2 separate regions of the Homo sapiens genome follow, and region 1 is linked to region 2. A link is an interaction called in ENCODE POLR2A ChIA-PET data of the cell type or tissue named here. Cell type or tissue: OCI-LY7. All regions are shown on one strand. Each heading gives the region's core, and the rest is flanking DNA. Links, peaks and the distances in the headings are about the cores only. Region 1 overlaps P2RX7 (purinergic receptor P2X 7). Region 2 overlaps SPPL3 (signal peptide peptidase like 3).

Region 1 (11,819 bases), core at 5,169-9,168, 380 kb after region 2:
ACATGCCCACTGCTGAACTAATCACTGTGACCAGGGTCATGCCATACTCCCAGTGGTTAGTGTCGAACCAGCCCTAACCTAGCCCAGGGGCCAGCAGAGAGGCCAACACCCCAGCCCCTTCAACACACACACACACACACACACACACACACACACACACACACTACATGGACTGAAAAGAAAATTGGAGTGTTGCCTTCTGAAGATGGAAGGAAAAGATGCCAGCTATGCAAAAATCAACATATCCCACGACATCCTGTCCAAGAGCATGTTATCTATGTAAGACAGTGATAAGCAGGACTAGAAGCAATAAGATATAGCTGAGAGAATGCAAAGACCGCTGGGAATAAAAACCACAAGGCTGGGCCGGGCACGGTGGCTCATGCCTGTAATCCCAGCTCTTTGGGAGGCTGAGGCAGGTGGATCATGAGGTCAGGAGCTCAAGACCAGCCTGGCCAACATGGTGAAACCCTGTCTCTACTAAAAATGCAAAAAATTAGCTGGGCGTGGCGGTGGGTACTTGTAATCCCAGCTACTTGGGAGGCTGAGGCAGGAGTATCTCTTGAACCCAGGAGGCGGAGCTTGCAGTGAGCCGAGATTGCGCCACTGCACTCCAGCCTGGGCAAGAGTGCGAGACTCTGTCTCAAAAAAAAAAAAAAAAAAAAACCCACGAGGCCACCCAGACATTCCTTCCCTCTGCTTCTGAAGTAATGTCAAACCTTTTGGAGGAGAAGCTTGTCTGAAACCCTCACCTTGTATGGAGAAATGATAGCCCTTCAGTGGGTCTCCCCTTAATGTGTGGGCCCCAGTGCTTGCTCATGTAAAACCTTTATGGGTCCAAGCACACCCTGCACGGCTGAAGCAGGATGCCTGAGAGTCAGTTTCAGTCTGCGTAGTCTCTGCCTCAGCCAGCACTTGAACGCATCTATCCAAGTCACAGCATGAGGCTCCGCTCCCTGATAGAACCAACAATTGCACGTTGAAGCAAAAGAGCGTTGCTCTGAATTTCACCTGAGTAAACTCTCCCACTCTGTTTTTAGGGAGGAAAATTTGACATTATCCAGCTGGTTGTGTACATCGGCTCAACCCTCTCCTACTTCGGTCTGGTAAGAGATTCTCTTTTCCATGCTTTAGGAAAATGGTTTGGAGAAGGAAGTGACTAACGCAGCGCTTGTCTGCATTCTCCCCAGGCCGCTGTGTTCATCGACTTCCTCATCGACACTTACTCCAGTAACTGCTGTCGCTCCCATATTTATCCCTGGTGCAAGTGCTGTCAGCCCTGTGTGGTCAACGAATACTACTACAGGAAGAAGTGCGAGTCCATTGTGGAGCCAAAGCCGGTGAGGCCGCTGTGTTCACAGGACACCAAGACATGGAGAGATTCCATGAAATCACTCAGAAATGCACGAAAATTAGGCCCAAATCACAGGCTTCATCCTGTAGTGGATACGTCGCTGGGTTCTACCCCGATCAACCAACTCTCAGATAAATTTTTTGGTCTTAGAGAAGAATGGAAACAAAAATGGAGGGGCAAGATAGAGGGAAGGCAAATTTTTATGTCTAGGACTTGCCAATTTTGTCATTTATTTATTTATTTATTTATTTATTTATTTATTTATTTATTTATTTTCAGATGGAGTCTTGCTCTATCACCCAGGCTGGAGTGCAGAGGCATGATCTCGGCTCACTGCAGCCTCTGCCTCCCAGGTTTAAGTGATTCTCCTGCCTCAACCTCCCAAGTAGCTGGGACTACAGGGGCACACCACCACACCTGGCTAATTTTTGTATTTTTAGTAGAGATGGTGTTTAGCTATGTTGGCCAGGCTGGTCTCAAACTCCTGACTTCAAATGATCCACCCACTCGGCCTCCCACAGTGCTGGGATTATAAGTGTGAGCCACTGAGCCCAGCCTGTTTTGTCATTTATTAAATTGGTATAGCCAAAAAAGAAAAAAGAAAAGAAAAATAACAACTTTGGAGAACAATTTGGCAGTGACTAATGTTTAAATGGGACATACTTTACAGCCTGGCATTTTCAGTTCTCCATACCTGCCCTAGAGAAACACTCACATGAGTACCCGCAGTACATGAGTACAAGATGTTCAAAGCAGGATTGTTTATTAAATTATCAATAATATATGATTATTAACAGTGAAGAAATAGCATCTAACCAAATATCCAACAGGTGAATGGTGAAACTATGGTAAATCCATAGAAAGGAATACCAGGCACCAGCTTAAAAAAATGAGATAGATAATAATAATGGCAAACATTTACACAGCACTTCTAAATGCTTTATCTATTAACTCAATCTTCACAACAACCTGATGTAGACAGATGCTACTATTATCTCTTTCTATATATGAGGAAATTGAGCCACAGAAAGGTTAAATAATTGGCCCAAGGCTGGGCACAGTGGCTCACGCCTATAATCCCAACACTTTGGGAGGCCGAGGCAGGCAGATCACTTGAGGTCAAGAGTTCGAGACCAGCCTGGCCAACATGGTGAAACCCCATCTCTACTAAAAATACAAAAATTAGCCAGGCGTGGTGGTGCATGCCTGAAGTCCCAGCTACTTGGGAGGCTGAGGCAGGAGAATTGCTTGAACCTGGTAGGCAGAGGTTGCAGTGAGCTGAGATCATGCCATTGCACTCCAGCCTGAGTGACAGAGGGAAACTCTGTCTCAAAAAAAAAAAAAAAAAAAAAATTATAGGACTTGACAAGAGCAGATCTCCAAGACATTTTGTTAAAAGAAAAAAAGCAAACTGTAGAACAATATATGTTATATGATATATAGGTTAAAAAAAAATCACTAGACACAGAAGCTAATCTGTATATTTTCTGCATGTATATTCTATATATACACAAGTGTACACACACACACACATACATATACATATGTGTGGGTGTATATATGTACACAAAATTGTACCAGTGGCTGCTTCTGGAAAGGAGCTTAGGGTGGGGGAGTAGGAGTAGTCAAAGAGATTTTAGCGTCATCTGTATTGTTTTGATTTGATTAATTCAGACTTTATCAAGCAGGTCCTCTGCGTTCAACTCCATGATTTTCCCCAAAGATAAATCTCTGGTACCTAAAAACAAAGACGATTGGCTAGACGTGGTGGCTCACGCCTGTAGTCCCAGTACTTTGGGAGGCCAAGGAGGGTGGATCACCTGAGGTCAGGAGTTCAAAACCAGCCTGGCCAACATGGAGAAACCCCGTCTCTACTAAAAATACAAAAAATTAGCCAGGCATGGTGGCGCATGCCTGTAATCCCAGCTTCTCTAGAGGCTGAGGCAGGAGAATCGCTTGAACCCAGGAGGTGGAGGTTGTGGTGAGCCAGGATTGCGCCATTGCACTCCAGCCTGGGCAACAAGAGCGAAACTCCGTCTCAAAAAAAAAAAAAAAACAAAGACGATTTCTTTGTCTTTCCCTCATCCAAGAACATGATTGTCCTGTTCCAGCAGCTGATGCATAATTCACTGTCCATTGTATATGCATTCACAATTTGAAATAAAAGTTCATCTTTGCAGCTAAAACTAATCACCACTTCATGGCCCAAGATGAGATGAAATTTAACAAACATGTAAATAATTTAAGTTGCAATAGTACAAATTTCTGGAGATACTGAATCTAGAGTTACTGAAATTGACAGAATACAACAAAGAAATTTTATGCAGCAACTGGGGGGTCCAATGTAAAAACATTAAGCAGTAAGCTGTGGCTGTGTTGAATTTACAAGTTAAGATGCATGGGGTTCCGCCTGGCGTGGTGGCTCACTCCTGTAATCCCAGCACTTTGGTAGGCCAAGGCGGGCGGATCAACTGAGGTCAGGAGTTCAAGACCAGCCTGACCAACATGGAGAAACCCCGTCTCTACTAAAAATACAAAATTAGCTGGGCATGATGGTGCATGCCTGTAATCCCAGCTACTCAGGAGGCTGAGGCAGGAGAATCATTTGAACCTGGGAGGCGGAGGTTGCAGTGAGCCAAGATCATGCCATTGCACTCCAGCCTGGCAACAAGAGTGAACTCCAACTCAAAAAAAAAAAAAAAAAAAAGCATGGGGTTCCATTTCTGATTTATCTTTAGACTCAGAAATCATTAATTCTTGGTTAATGAGAGTTTTGAGCCAGCTTGTTCAATAGTCTATCATTTGGCAAATAGGAATTACAGTTGCCTTTAGATAGGCAATTCTTGATAATTCTGTACAAAAATGGGTAAACTTTCAAACCATCTTTTCCTAGACATTAAAGTATGTGTCCTTTGTGGATGAATCCCACATTAGGATGGTGAACCAGCAGCTACTAGGGAGAAGTCTGCAAGATGTCAAGGGCCAAGAAGTCCCAGTAAGTTAAATCATTTTGTCTTTTTTTTTTTTTTAAGAAAATTTACTGTTAAATATAAACACATCTAGAAACTTGTACAAATCAAAACTGATGGATTTTAACAAAGTAAACATACTCATATAACCGGCACTCAGATTAAACAATTGAAAATTACTAGCAGGAGTCCCTTTTATGCCCCCCTCCAATCACTACCCTCTCTTTCTCCTTTTTTAATTTTTAAAATTTGGCTGGGCACGGTGGCTCACACCTGCAATCCCAGCACTTTGGGAGGCCAAGGTGGGTGGATCACTTGAGGTCAGGAGTTCGAGACCAACCTAGCCAACATGGTGAAACCTCGTCTCTACTAAAAATACAAAAATTAGCCGGGTGGTGTGGTGGCACACATGTAATCCCAGCTACTCAGAAGGCTGAGGCAGGAGAACTGCTTGAACCCAGGAGGTGGAGGTTGCAGTGAGCCGAGATTGTGCCATTGCACTCCAGCCTGGGTGACAGAGCAAGACTCCATCTCAAAAAAAAAAAAGAAAAAAATGTATATTCTTAAATTACAAACGAGGTCTCACTATGTTGTCCAGGCTGGTCTCAAGCAGTCCTCCCACCTCAGCTGTACCAAGCCCACCAACTGCCCTCTCTTAAAAGTAGTCATTATCCTGTTTCCAAAGATTAATTTTACTTTGGCTAGAATTTTCTAAAAACTGAATCACGTAGTATGTAAGCGGTATATACGCGGTTGAGTGTCTGGCTTCCTTTACTCAACATTATTTTTGTGAGAGTTGTTCATGATGCCATGTATAGTTCATTCTCATTGTATAATTCTGTTTTATAAATATCCAACTTATTCAGCCATCCTACTGTTGATGGACATTTGGGTAGTGTCCAGTTTGGGGCTAATGCCAATAACGCTGCTATGCTCAACATATGGCACTCTACTGGACAGTTACCTAAGAGTGGAATTGCTGAGTCATAAGGCAGACATATGTTCGGTTTTAGGAGATACTAACAAACGGTGCTGAAAAATGGTTGTTCACATTTGCACTCTCCCCAGCAGTTCTGGTTGCTGGGCATCTTCAATTTCCTAGGGCTGAATTACCACAAACTAAGTGGCTTAAAACAACAGAAATGGCCAGGCATGGTGGCTCATGCCTGTAATCTCAGCACTTTGGGAGGCTGAGGCAGGCAGATCACCTGAGGTCAGGAGTTTGAGACCAGCCTGACCAACATGGAGAAACCCCATCTCTACTAAAAATACAAAAAAATAGCCAGGCATGGTGGCGGGCGACTGTAGTCCCAGCCACTCAGGAGGCTGAGGCAGGAGAATGGCATGAACCTGGGAGGCAGAGCTTGCAGTGAGCCAAGATTGCACCACTTTGAGAGGCCAAGGTGGGCGGATCACCTGAGGTCAGGAGTTCAGGAACAGCCTGGCCAACATGGCGAAACCCTGTCTCTATTAAAAATACAAAAATTAGCCAGGCGTGGTGGTGCACACCTGTAATCCCAGCTACTCAGGACGCTGAGGTGGGAGAATTGCTTGAACCTGGGAGGCAGAGGCTGCGGTTAGCTGAGATCACACCTCTGCACTCTAGCCTGGGCAACAGAACAAGCTCCATCTAAAAAAAAAAAAAAAAAAGTCTTTTCTGCTCCTTTTGAAATATCAGTGAGTTTTCTTCTTTTTTTCTGTTAGTTGAATTGTACTGATTGATTTTCAAATATTAAGCCAAACTTGCATTCCTGAAGTAAACTCAATTTGAATGTGTTGTACTATTCTTTGTATTTATTGCTGAATTCCATTCACTAATATTTAGGATTTTTACATCTCTTCTTGAGAAAGACTGACCAAAGTGTTTCCATTCTTGTAATGTTCTTGTTGGATTTGTGTATGAAGTGAACTACAGTCATGCATCACTTAATGATGGGGATATGTTCTGAAAAACGCATCAGTAGCTGATTCTGTGGTTGTCTGAATATCATGGACTCTATTTACACAAACCTAAATAGAATAGCCTATTATACTTAGGTTATATGGTGTAGTCTATTGCTCCTAGGCTGCAAACCTGTACAGCATGTTACTGTACTGAATACGGTAAGCAACTGTAACAGAATGGTAAGATTTGTATATCTAAATATAGAAAAGGTACAGTGAAAATATGATATAAAAGCTTAAAAATGGTACATCTGCATAGGGCACTTACCATGAATGGAGCTTGTAGGACTGAAAGTTGCTCTGGGTGAGTCAGTGAGTAGTGAGTGAATGTGAAAGCCTAGGTTGTTACCGTGCACTACAGTAGACTTCATAAACACTGTACACTTAGGCTACACTAAATTTACTTCAAAATATTTATCTTTCTTCAATAATAAATTAATCTTAGCTTACTGTGACTGTTTTACTTTATAAATTTTTAAATTTTTTAAACTCTGTACAGTGGTATAAAAATATTTTCTTTCTCACCGGGAGTGGTGGCTCATGCCTGTAATCCCATCACTTTGGGAGGCCGAGGCAGGCGGATCACAAGATCAGGAGATTGAGACCATCCTGGCCAACATGGTGAAACCCCATCTCTACTAAAAATACAAAAAAATAGCCAGGCATGGTGGCAGGCGCCTGTAGTCCCAGCTACTCGGGAGGCTGAGGCAGGAGAATGGCGTGAACCCAGGAGGCAGAGCTTGCAGTGAGCCAAGATCACACCACTGCACTCCAGCCTGGGCGACAGAGCAAGACTCCATCTCAAAAAAAAAAAAATTCTTTCTCTATATCCTTATTCTATATACTTTTTTCTATTTTTAACATTTTTTATTTTTATTTTTACTTTTTAAATATTTTTGTTAAAAACTAAGTCATGGCCGGGTGCAGTGGCTCACGCTTGTAATCTCAGTACTTTGGGAGGCTGAGGTGGGTGGATCACTCGAGGTCAGGAGTTCAACACCAGCCTGGCCAATATGGTGAAACTCTGTCTCTACTAAAAATATAAAAATTAGCCGGGTGTGGTGGTGCGCGCCTGTAGTCCCAGCTACTCAGGAGGCTGAGGCAGAAGAATCGCTTGAACCCAGGAGGCGGAGGTTGCAGTAAGCCAAGATCATGCCACTGCACTCCAGCCTGGGAGACAGAGCAAGACTCCATCTCAAAAAAAAAAAACAACAAATACACACACACACACACACACACAAAAACCATTTCCAATAGTGCTAAGTCCTATGAAGAATGTGGAATACCACAGTGTGATAAGGGAATCATGTGGGAGAAAAGCTGCTAGATAGGGTGGTCAGGACAAGAGGTGACATCTCAACAGAGGCCTGGCTTTTCTGAATTTCATTTTCCAAAATCTGTAAAATAGGCCAGGTGCAGTGGCTCATGCCTGTAATCCCAGCACTTTGAGAGGCTGAGGCAGGTGGATCACCTGAGGTCAGGAGTTCCAAACCAGCCTGGCCAACATGTTGAAATCCTGTTTCTACTAGAAATACGAAAGAATTAGCTGGGCATGGTGGCATGCACCTGTAATACCAGCTACTTAGGAGGTTAAGGCATGAAAATTGTCTGAACCTGGGAGGTGAAAGTTGCAGTGAGCCAAGATCACACCACTGTGCTCCAGCCTGTGCGACAGAGTGAGACCCTCTCTCAAAAAAAAAAAAAAAATCTGTAAAATAAAGACAAGGATACATTATCTCACAAGCGTCTTCAAAGGCCTGAATGAGGCAATGCTTACAGAACACATGCATGGTCCTGATATCTACACCTAATAAATGACGGCTACTATAAATCATGTAATATTAAACGTAACTTTATAAGTTAATAAAATTAAAGAACCTAGAACCTGAGGGCTTGTCATGGCTAATAGGTTTGGAAACTTGCTTTTTCAGAGACCTGCGATGGACTTCACAGATTTGTCCAGGCTGCCCCTGGCCCTCCATGACACACCCCCGATTCCTGGACAACCAGAGGAGATACAGCTGCTTAGAAAGGAGGCGACTCCTAGATCCAGGGATAGCCCCGTCTGGTGCCAGTGTGGAAGCTGCCTCCCATCTCAACTCCCTGAGAGCCACAGGTGCCTGGAGGAGCTGTGCTGCCGGAAAAAGCCGGGGGCCTGCATCACCACCTCAGAGCTGTTCAGGAAGCTGGTCCTGTCCAGACACGTCCTGCAGTTCCTCCTGCTCTACCAGGAGCCCTTGCTGGCGCTGGATGTGGATTCCACCAACAGCCGGCTGCGGCACTGTGCCTACAGGTGCTACGCCACCTGGCGCTTCGGCTCCCAGGACATGGCTGACTTTGCCATCCTGCCCAGCTGCTGCCGCTGGAGGATCCGGAAAGAGTTTCCGAAGAGTGAAGGGCAGTACAGTGGCTTCAAGAGTCCTTACTGAAGCCAGGCACCGTGGCTCACGTCTGTAATCCCAGCGCTTTGGGAGGCCGAGGCAGGCAGATCACCTGAGGTCGGGAGTTGGAGACCCGCCTGGCTAACAAGGCGAAATCCTGTCTGTACTAAAAATACAAAAATCAGCCAGACATGGTGGCATGCACCTGCAATCCCAGCTACTCGGGAGGCTGAGGCACAAGAATCACTTGAACCCGGGAGGCAGAGGTTGTAGTGAGCCCAGATTGTGCCACTGCTCTCCAGCCTGGGAGGCACAGCAAACTGTCCCCCAAAAAAAAAAAAGAGTCCTTACCAATAGCAGGGGCTGCAGTAGCCATGTTAACATGACATTTACCAGCAACTTGAACTTCACCTGCAAAGCTCTGTGGCCACATTTTCAGCCAAAGGGAAATATGCTTTCATCTTCTGTTGCTCTCTGTGTCTGAGAGCAAAGTGACCTGGTTAAACAAACCAGAATCCCTCTACATGGACTCAGAGAAAAGAGATTGAGATGTAAGTCTCAACTCTGTCCCCAGGAAGTTGTGTGACCCTAGGCCTCTCACCTCTGTGCCTCTGTCTCCTTGTTGCCCAACTACTATCTCAGAGATATTGTGAGGACAAATTGAGACAGTGCACATGAACTGTCTTTTAATGTGTAAAGATCTACATGAATGCAAAACATTTCATTATGAGGTCAGACTAGGATAATGTCCAACTAAAAACAAACCCTTTTCATCCTGGCTGGAGAATGTGGAGAACTAAAGGTGGCCACAAATTCTTTGACACTCAAGTCCCCCAAGACCTAAGGGTTTTATCTCCTCCCCTTGAATATGGGTGGCTCTGATTGCTTTATCCAAAAGTGGAAGTGACATTGTGTCAGTTTCAGATCCTGATCTTAAGAGGCTGACAGCTTCTACTTGCTGTCCCTTGGAACTCTTGCTATCGGGGAAGCCAGACGCCATTTAAAAGTCTGCCTATCCTGGCCAGGTGTGGTGGCTCACACCTGTAATCCCAGCACTTTGGGAGACCAAGGCGGGCGGATCACTTAAAGTCAGGAGTCCAAGACCAGACTCGCCAACATGGTGAAACCGTATCTCTAATAAAAATACAAAAATTAGCTGGGCATGGTGCGGGCACCTGTAGTCCTAGCTATCAAGAGGCTGAGACAGGAGAAACACTTGAACCTGGGAGGTGGAGGTTGCATTGAGCTGAGATCGTGCCACTGCACTCCAGGCTGGGTGACAGAGCGAGACTCCATCTCAAAAAAAAAAAAAAGAAAAAAAAAATGTCTGCCTATCCTGAGACTGCCCTGCTGTGAGGAAGCCCAAGCAGTCACGTGGACAGTGCCTGACCAGCCCCAGCTTTCAAGCCATCCAAGCCCAGTCACCAAACATGAGAGAGAAGAAGCCTTCAGGTGATTCTGGACTCCACTAACATATGACTGATACCGCATGATACATCCCAAGTGAGAACTGCCCCATAAATCCAGAAAACCACATTGCTATCTTAAGTCCCTAAGTTTGGGGCTTATTTGTTCCACAGCAACAGGTAACTGGAACAGAGGGCAAGCCTGATGAATGGGCACACAGACTCAGCCCATACCTTCCCTGGTTCTAATGTTCTCAGGGAGCCCGGACCAACCCTGGGAGCCTCAGGAACTTAGGTTTCCACTGGACAGTTCTAGAAGGGCTATAGACCAAATCAGGTAACTCACCAGACCAGCCTTGGAATCTATCAAATCTAACTGCTGAGCTACCCAATGCATTCCGATCCTCATCACAATTCTTTGACTGAAGGCCGGGCGTGGTGGCTCACGCCTGTAATCCCAGCACTTTGGGAGGCTGAGGCGGGTGGATCACCTGAGGTCAGGAGTTCGAGACCAGCCTGGCCAACATGGTGAGACCCTGTCTCTACTAAGAATACAAAAATTAGGTGGGTGTGGCGGTGGGCGCCTGTAATCCCAGCTACTTGGGAGGCTGAGGCAGGAGAATCTCTTGAACCTGGAAGGTGGAGGTTGCAATAAGCCGAGATAGTGCCACTGCACTCCAGCCTAGATAACAGAGCAAGACTCTGTCTCAAAAAACAACAACAACAACAACAAAACAATTCTATGACTGAAAGTGACTAAAAAGCTGGCTTTATGCCATTAACACTCTGTACTTTGCAGCCAATCAGAACTGACGCAGTCTGGGTGCTAGCTGCTTCAAAAGCAACCCACACCACACTTTTACCATTTCCATACATCAACTGCTGAGAATATGAAAATGCACAGTGACAGGTTTTAGGATCCTGCTTCAGGATTTCCTTTTCCTGGTTTGGTCACTAGAGTTGGCTATTTATCTGTTTCTAAACAATAGCTATTTTATCGAATAGTTTAGAGACCACTATTAAATATTGTGACTGATGAAGGATCTGTGAATTTTTTTATATATGTTCTAAGAGTTACCATTTTGATACCTTTTAAAAACCAGCAGCTTTCTACTATATTCATGTAAGACAGCATGAATAAAACCATTTTTTGATACAGGGTTTTATTTGGCTTTAAACTCAGGAACCAAGTTAATTATGCCAGATTGAACTTTGATTTTTACTACCTTTTCAAAGATATTTTAAAAAGTGGATTACTACATATGATTTCTTTGGAGCTTACATTTCTTTACTTCACGAATTCTATGTCACTGTTACAAGTTTCCATTCTGATGGCTTCTGGGCCTTTGTACCTTTGTTTTTGGTGCCTTATTCCTAGTATGTTTCTATCACCTTAATGAGGCCGCAGATGGAGTCAGAATGTGAAATTACAAATAATCACTGGATCCATCTACTGTTTTCCATCACCTTCCCCACTGATGCTCTGGGCGAGAGAGTGATGTGTCACTTCAACTGTGTGTAATATGTCAGACACGTCCTACAATAACAGGCGTCATATTTGTATTATTTTTAGTTTACTGTAGAAAATAATGTCACCGCCAAAGGTGATGAGAGTCACGTTTTGTAGGATCTGTTTTCTTATACTTAAAGACAGACTTCTGCTACGGTAATTGCCAGTATTCATGGCTTCCTTTCTGTGTCAGAAGAGAAGGGATCTGCTTTCTCTTGGCTGATTTCACATAGCATTGGTAATAGACATGCATTT
Region 2 (11,819 bases), core at 3,752-7,751:
TCAAAAAAAAAAAAAAAAAAAAAAAGTTGTTTTTTTGCAAAAGAACTTTCTGTTATGATGGTCTTTATCTGCACTGACAAGTGCTGTGGACATCAGCCACATCATGTGATCACTGAAATGTGGCTGGTAGGACAGAGGAACTGACTTCTAAAACTATACAGCTTTTAGATAAAAACACATGGTAAATCTCTGTGACCTTGGATTTGGAGTAGATTCTTAGATATGATGCTAAAAAACAGAGAAAAACTTAAAAAACTTACGTGCCTCAAAGGACACTAACCAAAAAGTCAAAAGACAACCCATAGGATGGGAGAAAATCTTTGCAAATCATGTATCTGATAAGGGACTTGTGTCTAGGATATATAAAGAACTCTTACACCTCAATAATAAAAAAGACAACCTGATTTTAAAATGAACAAAGGATCTGAAGAGACATTTCTTCAAAGAAGATACACAAATAGCCAATGAGCCCATGAAAAGATGTTCAACACCGTTAGTCATCAGGGAAATACAAGTCAAAACCATGAGAAACTGGCTGGAAGCGGTGGCTCACGCCTGGAATCCCAGCACTTTGAGAGGCTGAGGCAAGAGGCTCACTTGAGACCCATGTGGGCAACACAGTGAGACCCTGTCTCTATAAAAAATAAAAGAATTAGCTGGGTGTGGTGGCATGTGCCTACAGTTTCAGCTACTCGCCAGGCTGAGGTAGGAGATCACTTGAGCCCAGGAGGTCAAGGCTGATGGCACCACTGCACTCCAGCCTGAGCAACAAAGTGAGACACTGTCTCCTCAAAACAAAACCACCACCATGAGAAACCACTTCACACATAGCAGGATGGCTATAATAAAAAAGTCAGATAACTAAGTGTTGGCAAGGACACAAGGATGTAAAACTGGAACCTTCATACACTACTAGTGGGAATGTGAACTGGTGCAGACACTTTGGAAAACAGAATCTAACCATGTTGACACCCTGACCTGAGAATTCCAATCTCCAGAACTCTGAAAAAATAAATTTGCTGTTTAAGCCACCCAGTCTATGGGTATTTCATGGCAGCCTGGGCTAATGCAGATCAGATTTCATACCTGAATCCTTTTAAATGTATTGAGATTTGTTTCATGTCCCCATATATGGTCTGCATTAGTAAATATTCCACATACACTTGAGAAAGAGCGTGTGTTCTGTTGTTGGATGGAACATTCTATAAATGTCAATTAGGTCAAATTGATTAAGAGTATTGTTGAAATCCACTGTATCTTCACTGATTTTCTGCCTAATTATTCTATTATTGGGAGTGGTACTGAAATCTTCAGCTATATTTGTGAATTTATTTCTCCTTGCAGTTCTCTCAGTTTTTGCTTCATGTATTTTGAAGATCTTTTATTAGATACATAAACATTTGTGATTGTTATGCTCTCTTGCTTAATTGACCCCTTTGTCATTACAAAATAACCTTCTTGTCTGTGGTAGTATTCTTTACTCTGAAAGCTGCTTTGTCTTATATTAATACAGCCATTCCAGCTTTCTGTAGATGAGTATAAGCAGCATATCTTTTCCTAACCTTTTACTTTTAACTATTTTTTTTTTAATCCTAACCACTAGACAACAGGGATTAACCTTTTTTGGCTTTATAGTGTGCTTCTTGTAAGCAGCATATATTTGGGTCTTGCTTTTTTATTCAATTTCACAATTGCTGTTTTATTTTTATTTTTATTTTTTTGAGACAGAGTCTCAATCTGTCACCCAGGCTGGAGTGCAGCAGTGTAGTCTTGGCTTACTGCAACCTCTGCCTCCCAGGTTCAAGCAATTCTCCTGCCTCAGCCTCCCGAGTAGCTGGGACTACAGGCGCATGCCACCACACCCTGCTAATTTTTGTATTTTTAGTAGAGACGGGGTTTCACTATGTTGGCCAGGCTGGTCTCGAACTCCTGACCTCATGATCCGCCTGCCCTGACCTCCCAAAGTGCTGGGATTAGAGGCGTGAGACACTGCACCTGGACAACTGCTGTTTTAAAGAGGTGTGTAGACCAATTTCATTGAATGTGATCAGTGATACAATTAAGTTTGAGCCTATCATCTTACTATTTGTTTCCTACTTGTCCTATTTTATTTCCCCTTAACCTGACTTTGTTTGGATTAATATAGCATTTTTTATGATCCAATTTGATCTCCTTTGTTGTCCTATGAGCTATAACTCTTTGCTCTTTAATTTTAGTGGCTGCTGTAGGGTCTATAGTATACATCTTTAACACAGTCTACCTTCCAGTTATATTGTAACATTCATGTATAGTATAAACTCCTTACAATAGTTTATATTTATTTCCCTCCCTCAACCTTTGTGCTACTGTGGCCATGCATTTAACTCTTACATGTTATCTTATAAACCTCACAATATATAATGTTTGTTTATGTTGTCAATTATCATTCATTCTTTCATTCATCTTGCTATGTTGCCCAGGCTGGTCTCAAACATCTGGGCTTGAGCAATCAATCCTTCTGCTTCAACCTGCCAAGTAGCTGGGATTACAGGTACACACCACTGTGCCCAGCTCCAGTCAATTATCTTTTACACAACTGTAAATAGAAAAAAACTTTTATCGATGGATGTTCATTTCTGGTGATCTTAACTCCCTTGTGTAAATACAGATTTAAGGCTGGTACCATTTTCATTCTGCTCAAAAGACTTCCTTTAACATTTTTTAGTGTAAGACAGCTGGTGATGAGATGAATTCTTTCCGGTAGTGTATGGTATGTCAAAAACATCTTTACTTTGCCTTCATTTTTAAAAGATATTTTTGCTGTAGAATCTTACAGTGACAGTTTTTTTCTTCCTGTACTTTAAAGCTACCGTTACATTGACTTTTCACTTGTATTTTCAAATCTGACATCACCCTCATCTTTTCTCCTCTGTACCTAACATGCTTTTTTGCCCCCTCTGGCAGCCTTGGGGATTTTCTTTTACCACTCATTTTGAGCTACTGATTATGTGTCTTGGTGTAGTTTTCTTCATGTTTTTTGTGCTTATAATCTGCAGTTTTGAATCTGCAGATTATAGTTATCAAATTTAGAAAAAACTTGGCCATTATTTCTTCATGTATTATTCTGTCCCTCCCTTTCTTCTCCTCTTTCAGGGACTCCATTACCCATACAGTAGGCCACTGGAGGTTTCTCTCTAATGTTCAATGATAGCTCCATTATGATCTTTTCATGTTTAAAAAAATTATTCTTTTCTGTACTTCATTTTGGATTAATTTCCATTACTGTGCCTTCAAGTTCACTAATCTTTTCTTCTGCAGTTTCTAATTGCTGTTAATCCCATCCAGTGTATTTTTCATCTCAGACATTGTTGTCTTCATTTCTGAAAGTTTGATTTCGTTCTTCTTTATAATCTCCATGTTGGCCAGGCACAGTGGTTCACGACTGTGATCCCAGCACTTTGGGAGGCTAAGGTGGGTGGATCACTTGACGACAGGAGTTTGAAACCAGCCTGGCCAACATGGTGAAACCCCGTCTCTACTGAAAATACAAAAATTAGCCAGGCATGGTGGCACAAACCTATAGTCCCAGCTACTTGGGAGGCTGAGGCAGGAGAATTGCTTGAACCCGGAAGGCAGAGGTTGCAGTGAGCTGAGATCACGCCACTGCACTCCAGCCTGGACGACAGAGCAACTCTGTCTCAAAAATAAAATAAAAATAATCTCCATGTATCTATCTAACTTTTTGTATATATGGAATACAATTATATCTGTTTTGATGTACTTTGCTCATACTAACATCTGTGTCAGTTCTGGGTCAGTTTTGATTGACTGATTATTTTCCTCATCCTGGGTCATGTTTTCCTTTTTTGCCTGTCTGGTCATCTCTGCACGTATGCTAGACATTGTGAATTTTACCTTATCTAAATATTTTTTATTCCTATTAATTTTGAGCTTTGATCAGGGATGCTGTTAGATACCTGGCTTTATTTTTGTTTCCATGATTTATTAGGTGGGTCTGAAGCAGTGCTCAGTCTAGGGTAATTATTCTCTATCATTGAGGCAAGATCTGAGTACTCTATCCAATGCCAAATGAATTGTAAGTTTTTCCAATCAGGCTTTTGGAAGCAGGTACTCTCCCTTCTAATCCTTTCACATTATTCTTTCCTCCACTTTAGATGATTTCCACATATGCATACACTAATTAATACTGTGGTGAGGGTGGGTGCAGTGGTTCACGCCTGTAATCCCAGCACTTTGAGAGGCTGAGGCGGGCGAATCACGAGGTCAGGAGTTCGAGACCAGCCTGGCCAACATGGTGAAACCCTGTCTCTACCAAAAATACAAAAATTAGCCAGGTGTGGTGGTGGGTGCCTGTAATCCGAGCTACCCAGGAGGCTGAGGCAGAATTTCTTGAACCCGGGAGGTGGAGGTGGCAGTGAGCCGAGATTGTGCCACTGCACTCCAGCCTGGATGACAGAGTGAGACTCCAACTCAAAACAAACAAACAAAAAACAACAAACAAAAAAATTGGGATGAATGTTCAAGGATTCTGTGTAGATCTCTGGGTTTTTTCATTTTGCAGCTCTCTTTTCTTTTGTACTCTGTTCTATTAACTCTAGCTGCCTCTAGCCGTCTCTTTGGACTCTCAGTTCCATCTCTTCAACTTCAGAAATCTTTCTCTCTGCACCATGAGTGGAAACTATCTTAAGATAGTTTGACGGGAAAATAAGTATGACGGGAAAACTATTCCTCAACTCTCAGGAATACTGTCCTTTGTTGTCTGATGAAAAATATCTTGAAAACTGCTGTGTTATGAGGGTTTACATGTTTTTTTTATTGTTTTTAAAGTTGTTTCATGTGGGATGGTAATTCAGTCTCTGTTTCTCTATCTTGGCTGGAAGTACAAGTGGCTCTAGGTAGTTCTTTTAAATAGGTCCTGAACTGGACAGATTTTTAAGTGAAGGAAAAGGCCTTTTAAAATTTCTTGTTCATGTCCCTGGGGGTACCAAAACATTGATGAATTGTATCCCTTTCTTTAGGAAAGCAGAGGATCCTATCCTATAATGAAGAGGTAGGTCATAATCCTTCCTGGAAGAAACTTAACCAAATGACTGGGCTCAGGTCACACTGATAATGATCTTAACTTCGTAGTTTCCCACCTCTATGACTCAAAATTTCTTACTGGATTTGAAAGACTTGCCCCTCTACTAACAGCCTGACTCTAGCTGCCACTCTTGTTTCCTGTACTTTCATTCACTAAAACTCCCTTCTCTGTTACTGGTACCAAGGAAGCCTCAATTAGAATGGGGGGTCTGGGGAGGATAATCTATGAAGTAGAGACTGGTTAGTTACATGTCACCCTGTTCTCATATAAATCTGGCCAACGAACTGTTTAGCAAACTGTTCCACTGGAGGGCAGCCCCAGTGGGTGACAGCTCCCCAGCAGGACCAAAACACAGCGACTTTTAGATGTGGTGGACTCCCTGAAACATGGTTAAGACTCCTCTTCTGAAATATGGTCAGGTGTCTGATGTGTTGGCTTTCCTGGGGGTTTTTTTATTTTAAAAAAGCCTTGGATTTTAGAAGATTCATATACAGTATTTGAGACATATTTCTCCAGCCATCAGAGGAAGACACATTAGCAGAGATTAAAACGTACACTTACTGCTCATACCTCAGTCACACTTAGAGGAATAGCTATGGCAACTGGCTCCTGAAAAACTTTTTCCTAATTAGTTCCACAACAAACTAGATGTAGTATTTTGCATATATTTCCCCTGCCAACGCACCTGTGGTAGTTTCTAGTACATGGTTTCACTTCTATGATCTTTTAAGCTTTAATTCATGTTTTCGCACAGCAGAGCTAACAATGTGCAGGACCTAAACTCTAGGGTTGGTGATGCATTTAATGGGAACGTCTCTGGAGTCAATGGAACATGAAGACTGCTCCTTCCCTGTGGGCATGTTTTGGAAACACATATATTAATTTAAATTGAGTTTTTCAAATTCACTTATGAATGGAATAACAATAACTACACTTGTTATATTCTGCTTCTCAGAATCTGGTGACAGCAGGTTAAATGTGCAGGAATTTTTATCTACATCTCTACCCTTGGGGCTACACAGATTGCCAGCTTCTCTTACTTTTTCTGTTGGCATTATATCGCTATTCTGGATTGGAAGGTTGCCAGTCATCTCTTTGGTTTAACCCTAGGCACAGCTGCTACGGAGCCTCTCCCATGAGACTGGGTTAGTGAGAATAGGTGCTGAGAACCCCCCGCGGGACAGGATGAAGGGTTATATAACTCAATTTCAATTTGTTATTAGTTGAGAACTATTTATAACTCCATCCTGGATGTTTTAAGGCAAGATTTTCCCCTTTTTTCAAATACAGCTGCTCCTTGACTTACAATGGAGTTATATCCCAATAAGCCCAGGTAAGTGGAAAAATCTCAAGTTCAAAATGCGTTTAATATTCATACATCTAACCTACTGAACATCATAGTTTAGCCCAGCCTACCTTAAACGTGCTCAGAACACGTACATTAGCCTACAGTTGGGCAAAATCATCTAACACAAAGGCCTGTTTTGTAATAAAGTGCTGAATATTTCAAGTAACTTACTGAATACTGTACTGAGAGTGAAAAACAGAATGGTTGTATGGGTACTTGAAGTATGCTTTCTACTGAAATCATACTGCCTTTGTACCATCATGAAGTGGAAAAATCTTAAGTTGAACCATCATTAAGTCAAACCGTTGGTAAGCTAGGGATCTTCTGTAGCAGAAAGTAGTGGTCAACTTCAAACCAGTTTTAGCTGGTCCATTTTCTTAGCATCTAACTGACAAGAACTGCAGCAGGGACAGGAAAGCCTTAGGCAGGAATGAGGTACTATCAGATGGTGGGGGAGGGTGGAGGACTGGTAAGGAGAGCAAGCATTCTTCTAGTTCTCTGTGTAATTAGAAGACTTTGAACTTCTCACTGCCTCAAACAAGCTTAGCTAAAATCAAGCCTTGTTTGGTTGTTAGAAGCAGACCATGGGTCACCGCTGCACAAAACAGAAATGGGGCACAGTGAGTTAGTAGGGCCTTACCTATTAGCTCAAGCTGGGAAGATTCATATCTTCCAGCTTTATACAACAAGCTTAAAGGGCCTGGGCTTAGCAGATCCCATGCCACTATGACTGGGGTCCGGTAAAGTTACTCACACTGCACAGCTGACAGCAAACTTAAGCTGTTTAAATAAAGCCTTTGCAAAAGACTCTGCCTCCAAAGCTATCCAGGACTATTTTCAATTATAGGCCTTTAACTTAGCTTATTTGGTAATTTATTAAGTGCATAGACATCAGATTGCTAGGTTGGACCTAGAACAGTTCGCTGCATCTTCACAGAAGACTACTCTTCATTCTCTTCCATCTTGACCTGCCTTCACAATCTTGTTATTGCTATACAGTAACATAATATGATGTTAATATAACGTTATAAATATACATTCCATCCAAATTGTATCCTGGCTATTTGCAAGTCTAGGTACTGAAATCAATGTTTAGGTCAGGTGCGGTGGTTCATGCTTGTAATCCTAGCACTTCAGGAGGCTGAGGCTGGTGGATCACCTGAGGTTAGAAGTTCGAGACCAGCCTGGACAACATGGTGAAACCCCGTCTCTACTAAAAATACAAAAGCTAGCTGGGCCTGGTGGCGCACACCTGTAATCCCAGCTACTCAGGGGGCTGAGGTAAGAAAACTGCTTGAACCCGGGAGGTGGAGGTTGCAGTGAACTGAGATCACACCACTTCACTCCACCCTGGGCAAAAGAATGAAACTCAGTCTCAAAACAAAAAAACAAAAAACAAAACAAGAAAAAGAAATCAATGTTTAAATGATCAACAGAAGGACTTGAGCTATGGCTTTTTCATCACAGACAACCATTTACCATCACAGAAAAAAAATCCATCTAAATTATAGCATATTATATGCTATTTTTTTTTGTCTTTTCATCAACTATGACTGAACAGGAAGTAGTTATGGGTCAAGGTGTAGGAGGTCAACAAATGTCCAATTATTGATACTTACATAGAACCTACACTAAGAAAGAAAGACTAAGAACCTGGGCAGGAAGAAACAGTCTCTGACTCAGCAGCTGAGAACATCCAGGGGGTTAAAATGATGATAATAGTTAAGCTTGATTGAGCTCATACTGTCAGGCACTGCTAGGTGCTTTACAGGCAAGGTTTCTTTTGATTCACAGAAAAACTCCATGAGTGGGGTGACCACAAATTCCAGCTTATGCCTGCTGCCTTGGCAAAATTATGAAGGAAACAAAAATATTTCACCCAAAAATATACTTCTCTGACATATTTCAGATGGTTTTCAGAAGGGCTGGAAATACAAGAATAGCTGAGAGAAGCTGTGTGGGGCAGATTTGCATCTGTAGAGAAAATATGCATTGATGAGGTGGAGGCATTTCTCTGAGGCCCTACCTTGTCCAGACACAGGAAAGATTAATTGAGAGTCTGACACCTTAGAAGGTCAGAAAGAAACATATTCCATCTATTCTCTCTCAGGGCTGCGACCTGTGAGGTTTCATCTACATGACAGGACCACCTGTGCTAGCTGGGCCTCCTCTTCTCTCTCTCTCATAATCTGTCTCACCACCATAACCTGATTTACCACCATAACCTGTCTTGCCACACTCCAAGCCCTCATTCTTTCTGTAACCTCAAGGTGGTATAAAAGCATCAGCCATCTGGCCATTTTTTTTTTTTGAGATCTTATATTTTGTAAGACTTTTGTGCACATTAACAAATCTGTATGCCTTTTCTATTAATCTGCTATTTGTCAGTGGATTTTTCAGCGAGGATTCAGGGGGCACAGAGGAAGTTTTCCCTTGGCCCTGTTACACCAAGTAATGGGCTCACTGCTTGACGCGCTACATCTTTCCACATTAGTATATACTGCTTTTTTCTCATAAAAACAAACAAACAAAAAAACCTACAGAGTATTTCTCCCCAAGTAAACTTGATCTGGTATCATTTTTAGATAAGCTGCACATGAGCTGTCTTACTACAGAGAAATATTAAGACCAGCAGGCTTTATAGGTGAATGATATGGTTTAGCCTTGAACTGGGTAAGGTCCAGATGGCCACTGACCCTGTCAGCTAATTAGTGTCAGTTAGAATGACAACTCATCAACATTCTTCAACTTTAAATTGGGTGTAAGTATAAATTCCAGTTTGGTGTTTTGGTCACTTTGATGTACATTTCACATGAAGTTTATTACAGACACTATATCAAGAAGTATATTAATATTCTGTGAGTGCCTTAATAAGATTTTAGTGTGGCTGAGGTAGAGATCTGGTTATATTTGCCCTAAATTTGTTTCAGGCTAGAATTAATTCAGTTGCAAGGAACAGAACTTTAGGAAATCAACTACTCATTTCTTTATGTCCTAGAGTGGATTAAAAAGGATTTTCTGAGGAAGATTCTAGGCCTGCCTTTAGGAACTTCCACTGCCTGCCTCAGGACAAGGGGAAACATGGGCTTATATTTAGGTATTAGGTTCCTTCATTCTGATAAAAATACGAATGCACCATGAGTGCTGTTAAGACAACTAGGTCTGTATTTAGCTGGCAACATAATACATTTTTGGGCTGCTGCTTTTATATATGTATGTATGTATGTATGTGTGTATATATATACATATATATGTATATATATACACATATATGTGTGTGTGTGTGTGTGTATATATATATATATATTTTTTTTTTTTTTCCTTTTTGAGATGGAGTCTCAGTTTGTGGCCCAGGCTGGAGTGCAGTGGCGCAATCTCGGCTCACTGCAACCTCTGCCTCCCAGTTCAAGCGATTCTCCTGCCTCAGCCTCCTGAGTAGCTGGGATTACAGGCATGCATCAACACGCCTGGCTAATTTTTGTATTTTGAGTAGAGATGGAGTTTCACCATGTTGGCCAGGCTGGTCTTGGAACTCCTGACCTCACGTGATCCTCCCACCTTGGCCTCTGAACATGCTGGGATTACAAGCGTGAGCCACCGTGCCTGGTCTGCTACCAATATTTATTAACAGATCAACATTCAAGAATAACCAGTTTAAGAATTAACAGCCCATTCATTCTCCAGATATTCCAAAATATAACCTTAGACCACACTTAGCAGTAAGATGGTTATCTAAACAACAACATCCTGTTGCCCACTGTGCACCTTCAATTTTGGCAAAACTGCTTTTGCTGAAATACATTTTCATGCAATGCCACCAACTTATATTGAAGGTACTACAATTCATTCAACAAACACTTATTTGAATGCCTACTGTGAGATGAATGAACTTAACATTATATCCTCTTTATGAAGGTCGTTAGGATAAAAGTCTGTCTGATCTTAAGGCCAAGAACAGTTGCGATTCACCTGAACAACTGAGTTCTTTTGATGGAAGGAAGCTGAGTTTTACATTCTTTCTTTTTAAATCTGGCTGCTACAAAGCTTATGGTGGTCCTTGTGAAACACTAGTAACAGGAGTGCTGGCATTATGGTATGCATTTTTACATTTCTTTTTTGGCTCTATTTTGTCTCCACTCATACTTTTAGTTTTCTTTGGCCCCATTTTATTTTTCCTTGAAGTAACTTGCAAAAGTTAGTACATGCTCTGAAATCGGGCAGTGAAGAGCACAAATAAACAATTGTAGGAAGCAAAATGGAGGGGAGAGCAGATCAGTTTATTGAAAGTTATACTCGTTCATCCATTTGCATTCTGATACCTGAGGACACTGTGAATTACTGGAGGAGAAAAGCAAATTGGAATTTTTAACCTTAACATTATTTTTTTCTCAGCTCCAGAAAGGAGTGAAAAAATGAAAAAATAATAAAATTTTAATTTATAAAAAATTTTAAAAAGAAAGTTTTTTGATAATTCTACTATTGAAAGTGAGTACAATGAAGCGGGGACTCACTGGTTCAAGGTAAACATTACATGGTTAAAGTTAGGTTAAGTTAAATATGTGTTCCTAGAAAACTTACAGTGGTTTTATAAATTGAACATTTAATAGTGAATTGATGAAATTCTTAAATATATAAAAAAACTTGTCTACACACGCTGCAATGGACAAAATCATTCCCTACGTCATCTAACAAGTTCAGGCTTCTGTGTATGATGTTTTCTTCAAGTAGGACGAGTTATGGAATGACAAAAAGGGTAGCTCAAAAGTTAATCAACATATTACACACAATTAGAACATCATGACAATTGTGAACCATAGTGACACTTGTTCTGGTGAACCATGGTCTAACTACAATTATATGCACTTAGAATGAAGGGCATCACAATCATATCAAGTATAGTTCTTATTAAAGAACTCAGCATCTCTGCAGGCTTACTAACCTGATGTTGTCTTCCTAGAGTAGGTTTGGGTATACGTAAATGAACTGCCCTCATTACCTAAGAAAGCATTGGTAGGTGCTTGCCTTTACAAAAAAGGAACTAGTTACTCTTGAGTTATAATACAAATGACCAAAAACTAACTCAAGAAAATCTAAATAGCCTTTTTTGGACAATGTTAAGACAGAAACTGTTACTAGAGATAAAGAGGAACATTTTATAAAAGTCAAGAAATAGATAACAATTATAAGCATACAGAAAGTGAAAAGACAAACCCAGAGGCACTTATAACAAAAACCCATTTTCACAATAAAGAAAGAACACTCAAAATTCAACAAGAAAAAGAAAACCCAATTTAAAAATGGACAGAAGAGTTGAAAAGACACCAAAGAAGAGACATAGATGGCAAATGGGCACATGAAAAGATGCTCAACATCAGTAGGCATTAAGAA

Evidence for each region. Peaks named below come from ENCODE experiments on the same cell type or tissue, not always from the same donor. Only the 100,000 strongest peaks of a DNase experiment are listed, where the experiment ranks them.
Region 1: POLR2A ChIA-PET joins it to region 2 with 5 read pairs; 2 of 35 experiments call an interaction of 5 or more read pairs at or near these places.

The regions. Positions count from the first base shown.
Region 1 is chr12:121,176,107-121,187,925 of GRCh38, forward strand. P2RX7 (purinergic receptor P2X 7) reads left to right here. Exons shown (of 13, transcript NM_002562.6): 10 at 1,041-1,106; 11 at 1,191-1,340; 12 at 4,248-4,349; 13 at 8,199-11,819. The coding sequence ends at 8,696. All of the region lies in intron 2 of LOC105370032 (a long non-coding RNA gene), which reads right to left. Among named protein-coding and RNA genes, the nearest start is that of P2RX4, 28 kb to the right of the region's middle. In OCI-LY7, for the core only: no CTCF peak of the experiment used is centred there; no DNase peak of the experiment used is centred there.
Region 2 is chr12:120,792,695-120,804,513 of GRCh38, forward strand. All of the region lies in intron 2 of SPPL3 (signal peptide peptidase like 3), which reads right to left. Among named protein-coding and RNA genes, the nearest start is that of ACADS, 73 kb to the left of the region's middle. In OCI-LY7, for the core only: a CTCF peak has its summit at 5,418 (motif pointing right); DNase peaks (open chromatin) are centred at 5,397, 5,797, 6,217 and 6,887; H3K4me3 peaks cover 1,947 bases; H3K27ac peaks cover 2,846 bases.